Regions from separate parts of the Homo sapiens genome. Here region 2 is linked to region 1. A link is an interaction called in ENCODE POLR2A ChIA-PET data of the cell type or tissue named here. Cell type or tissue: GM12878. All regions are shown on one strand. Links, peaks and the distances in the headings refer to the core of each region. The heading gives the core; the rest is flanking DNA.

Region 1 (5,383 bases), core at 324-5,323:
AGTGCTACAGATAGAGGTTATTGGTATATGATAGTAGGTGTGTGTTGGGTGAGAGAGGTCATGCTTTGTGAATGCTGATTGAACAAAATATGATTGACCTGGCAATTTCCATGATAAAATCAGGAAATGAGGTTTTTGCATGTTCTCTCTTTCTTTCTCTCACTCACACACACATATACACCCTCCACACCCTAGTTCCAGTTTTAAATATAGGACAATTGTTTGTCCCAATGGAGTTGAAAATGGAACAAACACTAAAATTTGGGTCATTTCCAACTGTATTTGGGATACCTAGCAGTTTTGCTCTTGGAGGAACATGAACATTATTTTCTAAGGCAGGGATCAGCCCATAGCCTCTCCTTAAGAAATCTAGTGGCACAAAACCTGCCTAAACCTGAATAGGTATGAGGCATGGAATAATTCAAAGAGCAGATAATAAAAAAGGAAAGAAAGTGGGAATGAGAGAAAGAGAAGAGGAAGGCAGAGAAAGGACAAAGAGAGAGTGGTGCATTGTGGGGAGTGAAGACAGTCCCCGGCTGTGTTCAGATGTGCGGTAGAGGAAAGACTAGAAGCTTGGGAGTTAGGAGACCCAGGGCAGGAATCCCAGTTGTGCTGCCTGGTGACCCTGTGGCCCTAAGCAATTTACTTAACCATTCTGATGATCAGTTCCCTTAATTCTAACGTAGGGTTAATAATATCGATCTTTGCATGGTTGTAGTAAGTTTAACAGGACACAATGTCCTGGTACTAATTTGTGGGTGTGTGTGTATGTCTGTGTGCTCTTACCACACTGGTGGTCTCCCACTATGAGGAAAGCAGTAGTAGGCTTCCATTACATTGCTCAGTGGTCTGTTTCCCATTGCCAGCTGTTCTTTGTCTTATTGCCATCATAGAAAAGTAATCCTGGGAGCTGGGGTGTGGTGTGATGGCGGACTTGGGGATTACGGAAAGTCATCCCAAGGAGAATGTACAGGTGAGGCTAAACAAGATGGAGGTGAATGCCTGCCCTACCCATCTGGAGAGTGTCCCTTCAAAGGCCAGCTCTGCTGAAGCTTAAGTGAATTGCTATATGTTGTTGTCATATGCAAAGACTTCCCTTGAGAGCATCCATTCTTGTCAAAATATGCAAAATAAATAGTCCAAGGACAATAGTCTCCAGAGTCCCTTTCAAGCTAACTTTGAACACAAAATTAATACTACCTTGGGGTAATTTTTCAAACACACATGAGTAGACCTAATCATGCCGTTAGTCTCTGATATAGCTTGGACGTTTGTCTCCTCCAAATCTCATGTTGAAATGTGATCCTCAGTATTGGAGGTGGGGCCTGGTAGGAGGAGTCTGGGTCATGGAGGTGGATCCTTCATGAATGGCTTGGTGCCATCCCCTTGGTAATAAGTGAGTTCTCGTTTAATTAGTTTATGTGAGAATTGATTGTTTAAAAAGTGTGGCATTTCCCTTCTCTCTCCTGTTCCCTCTTGCTGTGTGACATGCCTGCTCCCTGTTAACCTTTCACCGTGAGCAAATGTTTTCTGAGGCCTCACCAGAAGCCAAGCAGATGCTGGTGCTGTGCTTGCATAGCCTGCAGAGCCATGAGCCAAATAAACCTCTTTTATTTATAAACTACTTGGTCTCAGGTCTTGGTCTTTATAACAATGCAAAATGGACTAATACAGTCCCCATCTCACCATTCAAACAATAAGGGTATATTGGAGGGTATTAAATATCTTGCTTAAATCAAGGCATACTATGTTTGCAATTTCCCTAAAGTTTTTTAGCTTAGTGAGTAATTCTTTTTTGCCTTTATTTTTATTTTTTATTTTTTAAATTATTTGGTCTGCAGATGAATAGCCTATTAAGTAAGTCTAACAAATACATTGTGTCTTGAATATTTTGAAATCATTTTTTATAAAGTATGCACTAAATTTTCTGAGAATTGATAAGTAATGTGTTGTTCTATAGTTTAGTAGAACCATTTTTTTCTTCCTTTTAAAAACTTAAGAGTTATTCCATATTCAGTCTTCTTATACAATGTCTGTTCTTTGTGATTTTATCATACTAACAGAGTAGCTCTGAAATACAGATGCAAATTCCTTTAGCACCTGAGATATAATGAGTCTGGGTTCTGCTACAAGCTTTTTTCCTTTTAAAATACAATAGTAATTCTTTATTAGAATAGGAATAGCACTAGATAAATTTAAATTTTGTCTAAAAAATTTGAAAGTACTTCTAGATGCATTATCTCGTGTGATCCTACAACCACTTGTGAGGTTTGTGGCACTGGTGTTATTCTCTATTTTAAAGACAAGGAAGCAGACTCAGGGAGGCTAGGTAGCTTGCTCAAAGATCCCACTGTGACCAGTTGGAAGAACCTGGTTCTGCAAACCATGGATCTCTAACTTGACTTTTGAACGTCTTGTTATAAATGTGTTTTATTGTGTGTCTGTTATTTTCAAAAGAAACTAAACTATAGATAGACAAGAATACACACATAACACCCAGACACCCAGACACCCAGACACACACACACACACACACACACACACACAGTGTTGTCCAATAGAATATTCTGTGATGACACAAATTGTTCTATGTCTGTACTATTCAATTCTGGTAGCCATTAGCCACACGTGGCTATAAAGCACTTAAAATGTGGCCAGTGTGACTGAGAAACTGATTTTTCATTTATTTAATTTTAATTGAAATATTGACAGGCTAAAGAAGCTTTTCCCCAGGAGTAAGTGGGGCAGGACTCCTCACCCAGAACTCCTTTCCCCAGGGTTAGGACAATAGCTAAGTCCACCCTCTGGGGGAAGGGAGGGAGAACAATAAAGGGGATACCCCTGACGGCCCTGAACATCCACCTGAAGGAGACTGTTTTAAACCACAAGTGATTGATTGGTGGCTTTATAGGGGCAGGCAAATGGAAATGGGGGCTCGAGAGTATGGGGAATTAAGCTCCATTTCTTCACATCTGAGTCATAATGCGCAAATTTTAAATTCACTGCATGAGCAAACCTCAGGTCCTTTGGGGCTTTTTCCCTGCTGAATTGTTCTTATAGGGTTGTGCAGTCCTGCGTATGAGTCTTTGGTTCTGTGCTCCACTGCTTTCTAATTCTGCACATCTGAAAGTGTGGTTCTCATCAAGGAATTCTCCGTATAGGCAATTGGATTCATTGAAACTGCTTAGAAAGTACAGGCTGGGCGCGGTGGCTCACGCCTGTAATCCCAGCACTTTGGGAGGCCGAGGCAGGCGGATCACGAGGTCAGGAGATTGAGACCACGGTGAAACCCCGTCTCTACTAAAAATACAAAAAATTAGCCGGGCGTGGTGGCGGGCACCTGTAGTCCCAGCTACTCGGGAGGCTGAGGCAGGAGAATGGCGTGAACCCGGGAGGCTGAGCTTGCAGTGAGCCGAGATCGCGCCACTGCACTCCAGCCTAGGCGACAGAGCCAGACTCCGTCTCCACACACAAAAAAGAAAGTACAGAAGGCTTTCTGACCACCCCCATCAGCATCCCCCAGCCAGGGGTCCTACAAGGAAGCAGATGTGGTGTGAAGAACATGGGCTCTGGCACCAGGCTGCCTAGGTTCACATTCCTGCTGTGCCATTTATTAGCTGCATGACCTTGGGCAAGCACTGAAGGGCTCTGTGCCTCCATTTCCTCATCTGTAAAATGGAGGTGATTAATAATAGTGCCCACCTCATAGGGTGAATATATTTAATAGTACCCAGCACAGTGACTACCATATCAGTATTTATTGTTAATATGGTTGTTTTAGGTTCAGCTCCACTTTGGTCTCAAGGGCCAATTATGTTTCCAGGAAAGGCAGGGAGATTTAAGGAACACTATCTTTTCTTTCAGCAGCTGTACAATGAGAGCTTTACTCCAAGTCCTGGCCTACACAGCAGGGTGCTTACCTAGTTCCTGGAGTCTTATCCCGGGTGCTCAGACACCATGAGGCAGCCTCTAGCTGCAGTGAGTCTTTTTCAGGCCTGACCCCTGTCTGACTGCTGGTGGCCCATGCCAAACTCTTATGATGCTCACAACACCTGCATACACTTCTGCTGTCGAATTCTAAAAGCTTGGTCCACTGCCCCACTCTGGTGGGTTTGTCCATTTCCTAGGTTCCAACATCTTGGTTGTCTGCTCCCTCTGGCCTCTCAGCATGTTTCCTTTTTATTTTAAACAGGCATTATTTTGGGGGTCTCCAATGTACCAGACACTGTACTAAATGCTGGAGATACAGATTTTCATAATTTTTGGAGTCTCCAAAAATGGTTGCTAATTTGTACTCTAAAGGATGAAATACTGAGTGTCACCACTCCCTTGACGGCTACTTTACCTTTAGAGAGACATACCTCAATAGCCATAGGTGGGAAGGAAAAGGGAAGCTAAAATTCAAAGAGCTGACATCACCAGGACTTCTATCTCTTATTTCACATTTGTCCTGCTTCCTGACTCCATCCACCTACCCTTTGCAAAGGATGGTGTGTGGTCAGGATGAGATGAATGGAATCCCGAATCTTATCTACAGCAATCCACCAAAATGGGAATAGTATGGTGTAGTGGAACTCCCAAATTTTGAAATGTGTATGTAACTCTCCAGTTTTGAAATGTGTATGTAAAATCTTGAATTTATACATTAGATCCTTGTTTCAGATCTACGACTCTGCTTGTTTGTGGTCTAATCAGTTATTCAATAAAAATTTACAGAGAGAATCATGAAGACACACACCCACAAACATGCCTTTTTGGCTTATTTGCTTTTTTAAATATAAGCAGTTTAACCTGGGCATTATTTACCAGGTACTGTCTTTGAGGAAAGAGATGTAGGTTCGAAAAATTTATTGGCTCTGGAAGTTCAGTCCCCGCTGGAGGAACCCAAGAGGGCAGTGGTGAAAACTTCAAGGTTGGGAGATGATTGTGGATGAAGGAAAATGTAAACTCTAGTGGATATTTACACTACTAAGAAATGCCAGTACTTGGAACAGAGCAGAGAAACAAACAGAAGGGGTAAGAACAAAAGGAAAAAAAACCAACCCTGCTTGTTAATATGTATATTTTACATGGCATCTTTGAAGATGAAGCTACCGCTTACATTGCTTTACTCCAATTCACTGAGTTTTACAAGACCACAGGGGGACGTGTTCCAGTTTGAACAAGCTGAAAATGTCTTAAAGCTGACAGAATAATGAGTATTTTTTCTTTGTTTAATATTTTTGATCCAGATCGGATAACTGTGGTTTCTGTCATTTCTATCCAACATGCCTTTTGCTATTTTTCAGCTGTGTTTCTTTGACTTACTAGAACATTTAATTTCTTGCATGTATAAAAAGAAAGCCAAATAAAAGTAATTATTTCAAGTTATTATTAAACAATT
Region 2 (5,383 bases), core at 262-5,261, 600 kb before region 1:
ACTAAGAAATCAATACTGAGAAACCATAAATTTAGATGAACAAATGAACATCTAAACTCCCTTCCACTTCACTCTGCCCTCTCAGTAAGTGGACCCACAGTGCATCTCTTTGCTCAAACCAGAAACCTATGAGGTGCCTTTGACGTTTCCTTCTTTCTCAGCCCTTATCTAATCCTTCAACAAGTCCTGTCCATTCTACCTTCTAAATAGTGATTGTAGCCCTTCATTTCTATCCCCATGGCCCCACACTAGTCTACACCTCCAGCTTTTCTCTCCTGGCTTACCACATACTCCCCTCCTGATGCATTCGTGCCTCCTTTCTTCAAGCCATTCTCCACACAGAATAGAATGACCCATTAAAGACAAAATTCTGAACACCTCATATGCTTTCCCATTGCCCTTAGGTTAAACCCCAAATCCCTTCCAAGAAGTCCTGGCTCCTGCATCCCCCTGAGTCTCACTTTCTCCAGCCCAGCTATCCCAGCCTTGCTCCCATTCCTTGAATGGGAATGCTCTTTTCTACCTTGGATTCATGGCACATCTTATTCTTTCTGCCTGGAGGTCTCTCCTTTCCTAGTCCACCCACTGCCCCTTTCTTCCATCTAAGTTATCTGCCTGAATATGCACTCTACAGAGAAGCTTTCCCCGACCCTTGTGGCATGCCTCCTCCCTCTGACTAGGTTGGGTCCTCTTGCTATGTGCTCCCATGCACTCCATGCTTCCATAGCACCCCAGGAATTACTTGTTCAATCTTTTCCCAACTAGGCTGTTAGCTCCAAGAAGGCAGGGATGGTTAAAGCCTTGTTCACTACAGTGATGCCAGTGCCTGGCACAAAGTTCATGTTAAATACATGTTTTGAATGAATGAATGAACTGATGCCTTTACTTGTTCCCTTGAATCCACCCGGTTCTCTTTCCAGCACTAACTTTACCTGCTTCTCAAAGCAATGCCATTCATTCCTACAGGGTCCTCCCTGTAATAATTCAATCAATCCCCATATGAATCTCTTCATCTTTCCCCTTCAACAAATGCCAATATATCTTATAGAGACCCTAGCTCAGCCATCCTGAGGCCTCCATGGCACTCCACTCTGCCCTAACTCCCAGCACATGGTTCTTTTGTGCACGTCCTGAAAATCAAGACTCTGGAAGCAAGTTCAAAGGCATCCTCCTTTCTGGTGCCCTCCTCTGGTCACAGAGCTGCCTCTCAAATGCAGGACTCCTCCTTGGGTATCCCTGGAAAACCTCCTCACACTTTCTATTGAAGGACATCCCATAAAAACCTTCTTGGAAAATTCCACCTCTAAAAAGTAGACAAGGTTTAGTCAGCTCCAGCATTGTATTTTAACTTCTCCAGAGCCCACGGAAGGAAAGAATGGATCCTGGAAATATTTATTGTTTTGGAAATAAGTGTAGACAACTGCCCATCCAGGATGTCCAGAAGAAGAAGGCTGGACTCTGTGACTGATCATGATATTTGGGACTGGGGTATGACAAGCAGGTCTTGTGCTGCTTCTGGGATTGAATGTCATTACATTCCAAAGACATGTTACTGGCTTATGGTGACCTCAGGTCAGGAATATTTAGAGTTGAGTCTGTATTAGGGAATCTGAACAGGATGTTTCCTCCCCATCACTGCAGGACTTCTGAAAAGTCCACTGCAAAACAAATCTCAGACCTTCATTACAAGTTTGTCTCTTAAAGTCCCTTTGGCAGAAACTGATTTTTCAAAAAAAAATTTTTTTTCAATTTACTTTAAATTGTACCAAGAGCCCTTGGGAAAAAATAACTCCACCTGGCTGGAGCAGGTGGAGAATGCACTTTACCATCTCATGGAGAAGCACAGCTTCGGCTCTGGCCCTGGGGCTCTCCTGCAGGGTGCTGGACTCCATCTCACCAGCCTCTCGTCCCTCCTCCACCACCTTCTCCGGATTTGGCCTCTTCTCTAATTCATTTAAATGTTGAGAGCTCAAGGAGCTTTCTGGGGTTTTCTTCTCCTCCAGGTGGGCGCCTGGCTCCTGGGACAGGCCTTTGCTGCATTCCACTGTCCCCGGTGCTTCAGGTACTGCCTTGGCATCCTCAAGACCTGCCTTCTTAGGTACAGAAGCTGCAGTGAAAATGAGAGTTATCAGTTAAAGGAGACTTCATTTCAAGAGAGACTCTTCCCAACACAGTCACTGTCCTGTCTCCTGGCCCTGTTTCAGAAGGATGGAGGGAATTCCCTCAGCTCACCGCCCCTTGCATTTACTCTTTTATCCTAGCAATGTCCTGGCCTGAGTTCCCAGAGTTACAGATTGTCAAAGAAGGAAGGGACCTCAAAGATCACCTAGTCCGGTGGTTCTCAACCAGGGACCATCTTGCTCCTACCGTTTTCTTCTTCCAGTGGACATTTGGCAATGTCTGGAGACATTTTTTTGGTTGCCACAACATTGGGGAGGGGTGAATGCTACTGGCATGTAGTGGTTAGAAGCCATGGATGCTGCTAAATATCCTCCACTGCACAGAACCTGCCCCACAACAAAGACTTATCCAGTCTAAAATGTCAGTAGTGCTGAAGTTGAGACACCGTGCTCTAGCCCAGTCTCTGACTTCTCAAATAACTAGTCAGACTTCGAGAAGTCTATCTAGGTGCCCAAGGTTACAAAAATCTATTATTCACATCTTGCTTCTTATAATTATGATTAACAGCTTCCTGTGTGACTCTTCCCAGGGGTTATCTCCTGTCAATTTGGATCTATCCAAAGTGATTAAGTTCTGTTCTTAAACATCTACGAGATCAGGAAGAAGCAGGCAGATCTCAAGTTTGGCCTCTATTGCTTTGCATGAAGGAAAGCCCCATTTCTTTGCATAAAGCTGTTTCCACACTCTGGATTAAAGACTGAGTGAGTACCCAGGACTGTGCTCGGCACATAGCAGGCCCTTAAGAAAAATTACCATTTACAGTGGTATTAAAGAAACCTGGGTTCAAATGCTAATTTCTCAATGAATCTTGTAATCTTGGTACAAAGGCATCATAAGACTTGCTTTTCAGGGCTGATGTGAGGATAAAGTAGACAATGGAGACAAAGCATATAGCAGTGTCTGGCACACAGCACAAGCTCAGAAAAGTTTGTTGGTTAAGATTGGTTAAGACCAAACCACTCATTGCCATTGTTTACACTGGTGTCTTCACTCTGAGGTGTCTCACCGCAAGGCCAGCCCAGCAACTCAGATCTAGTGACAGCATTCTGATGTCTGAACTAAAATGCTTCAGAATTCACAATAGTGGTATTTCCTTTTGCCCATCACTTTGCAGGCTTATTTCCTGAAATTCAGTTTTATCTTTGAATATGTAAAATATTTACAGAGTTCAAAAGTTAAAACTACAGGTCATTCCTTGGTATCCATGGGGCGACTGGTTCCAGGACCTCCCCCCAATACCAAAATCCATGTGTGCTCAAGTCCCTGATATAAAATGGCATACATAGTATTTGCATATAACCTATGCACATCTTTTTGTTTTCTAGGTTGCTTATATAATATGTAATATTATCTCTAGGTTGCTTATCTCTAGGTTGCTTATCTCTAGGTTGCTTGTAATATGTAATACACTGTAAATGCCATGCAAATAGCTGTTATACTGTATTGTTTAAGAAATAATGGCAAGAATAAAATCTGTACATGTTTAGTACAGATGCAATTTTTTATTCTGGAGAATTTTGATCTGTGATTGGTTCAATCCATGGATGTGGAACCTTTGACTGTCGAGGGCCCACTGTATATAAAAAGGCCCCTTCTTGCTGGCCCAGCCACATGTCTGCTACTCTACCAGTCCCCCTGCCAGGCCTTGCACTCTTCTGCTCTGGTCCTCCCTGTGGTTGGTTGCAATCTAACCCATTCTTCAAGACAAACCTAACAACACCTCTTTCAAGGCTTCCCAGACCAACCTCTCCTTGGTCACCCACCATGTGTTCATCCCTGTTGCTTCTGGTTTGTTCCACACTCCCACTGTCTCTTATAGATAACTACTTTTATTAGCTTATTGGTTTATTCTGCCAGAGTTTATTTTTGCATATGTAAACAGATACTTGCATATATTTTTGTTTCCCATCCTTAGTACACAAAATACACTATGTGATACAGATTGTTGTTTGCTTTACATTTTCTCACTTAACATATCTTGAACCAAGCCCATGCCATGTTAGTAGAGAGGGAGATCAGTCATTTTTTTTTCTTTTTTTCTTTATTTTTTTTTTCTTTCTTTCTTTTTTTTTTTCGAGATGGAGTCTTGCTCTGTCGCCCAGGCTGGAGTGCAGTGGTGCGATCTCAGCTTGCTGCAATCTCTGCCTCCTGGGTTCAAGTGATTCTCCTGCCTCAACTTCCCTAGTAGCTGGGACTACAGGTGCCTGCCACTGCACCTGTCTAATTTTTGTATTTTTTAGTAGAGACGGGGTTTCATCATGTTTGCCAGGCTGGTCTCAAACCCCTGACCTCAGGTGATCTGCCTACCCCGGCCTCCCAAAGTGCTGGGATTACAGATGTGAGCCATCGCGCCCAGCATGATCATTCTTTATGATGTGGCCTCATTTGGGTTTCCTTCAAAGCAGATCCTGAAATAGGGTCCTAGTAGCAGGTGGCTTATTTAGAAAGTGGTCCCAGGAAGAAGAAATGAGAAAGTGAGAGGGACGGAGGAAAAGTCAATAAAGAGTATTTTGTTGAGTTCATTCCCATTTTCAGCAACTGGGACTCAATCCCTGGTAACCCTAAGAAGCACTATGTAGAATGTGTCTTACAACAATCCCTCCAAACAATGAGAAGGTGTGTCATTTATCCACTGATTCCTGGCTTGTATTACTTGAGAGCTACCCCAGTTAATTCTCCATGCTTCTGGGCTGTCCCACGCAAAGGCTGAGTGAGCCAATCCCTTCATAAAATGCTCTGAGGCAGAAAACCAGAAACGCAAGGCAGACATCTGAGATAGGTGCCTTTCATGTGCACAGAAACTGTCCCCGACAGATTCGCTGGAGTTTGGGGGAATGTGGTGCAAGGCTCACAAAGCTATGGACTCTATAGAACTTCACTGTGTGGATGCACCCTAGTTATTCAACCAGACCCCTAAAGCGGGGCATTTGGGTTGTTTCCAGTCCTTTGCTATTACAAATAATGCCATGACGTGCAAACATCATTTTGTATTTATGCAACCATTTATTTAGGATAAATTCTTAGGAGTGAAACTTTTGGGTGAAAGGGTAAATGCATCCATAATTTTTAAATATATATTTTTTAACATTCTTCTAAATCTAGTAGTTGGAGGAACTTGCCAGTGTCCCTTTTTGTAGAGCTTCTTTCCATTGACCATGACCATTAATATGGACTCCTGTTTGAGGTGTGAAGGAAGGGCCCG

What was found. ChIA-PET counts read pairs that join two places held together with the same protein. Peaks named below come from ENCODE experiments on the same cell type or tissue, not always from the same donor. Only the 100,000 strongest peaks of a DNase experiment are listed, where the experiment ranks them.
Region 2: POLR2A ChIA-PET joins it to region 1 with 5 read pairs; 1 of 35 experiments calls an interaction of 5 or more read pairs at or near these places.

The regions. Positions count from the first base shown.
Region 1 is chr3:118,811,240-118,816,622 of GRCh38, reverse strand. No RefSeq gene overlaps it. Among named protein-coding and RNA genes, the nearest start is that of IGSF11-AS1, 130 kb to the left of the region's middle. RefSeq lists an enhancer at 2,874-2,933. In GM12878, for the core only: no CTCF peak of the experiment used is centred there; a DNase peak (open chromatin) is centred at 3,012; H3K27ac peaks cover 247 bases.
Region 2 is chr3:119,406,220-119,411,602 of GRCh38, reverse strand. ARHGAP31 (Rho GTPase activating protein 31) reads right to left here. Exons shown (of 12, transcript NM_020754.4): 11 at 1,827-2,107. LOC124906273 (a long non-coding RNA gene) reads left to right here and starts at 2,076. Exons shown (of 2, transcript XR_007096027.1): 1 at 2,076-5,383. In GM12878, for the core only: no CTCF peak of the experiment used is centred there; a DNase peak (open chromatin) is centred at 2,903; H3K27ac peaks cover 792 bases.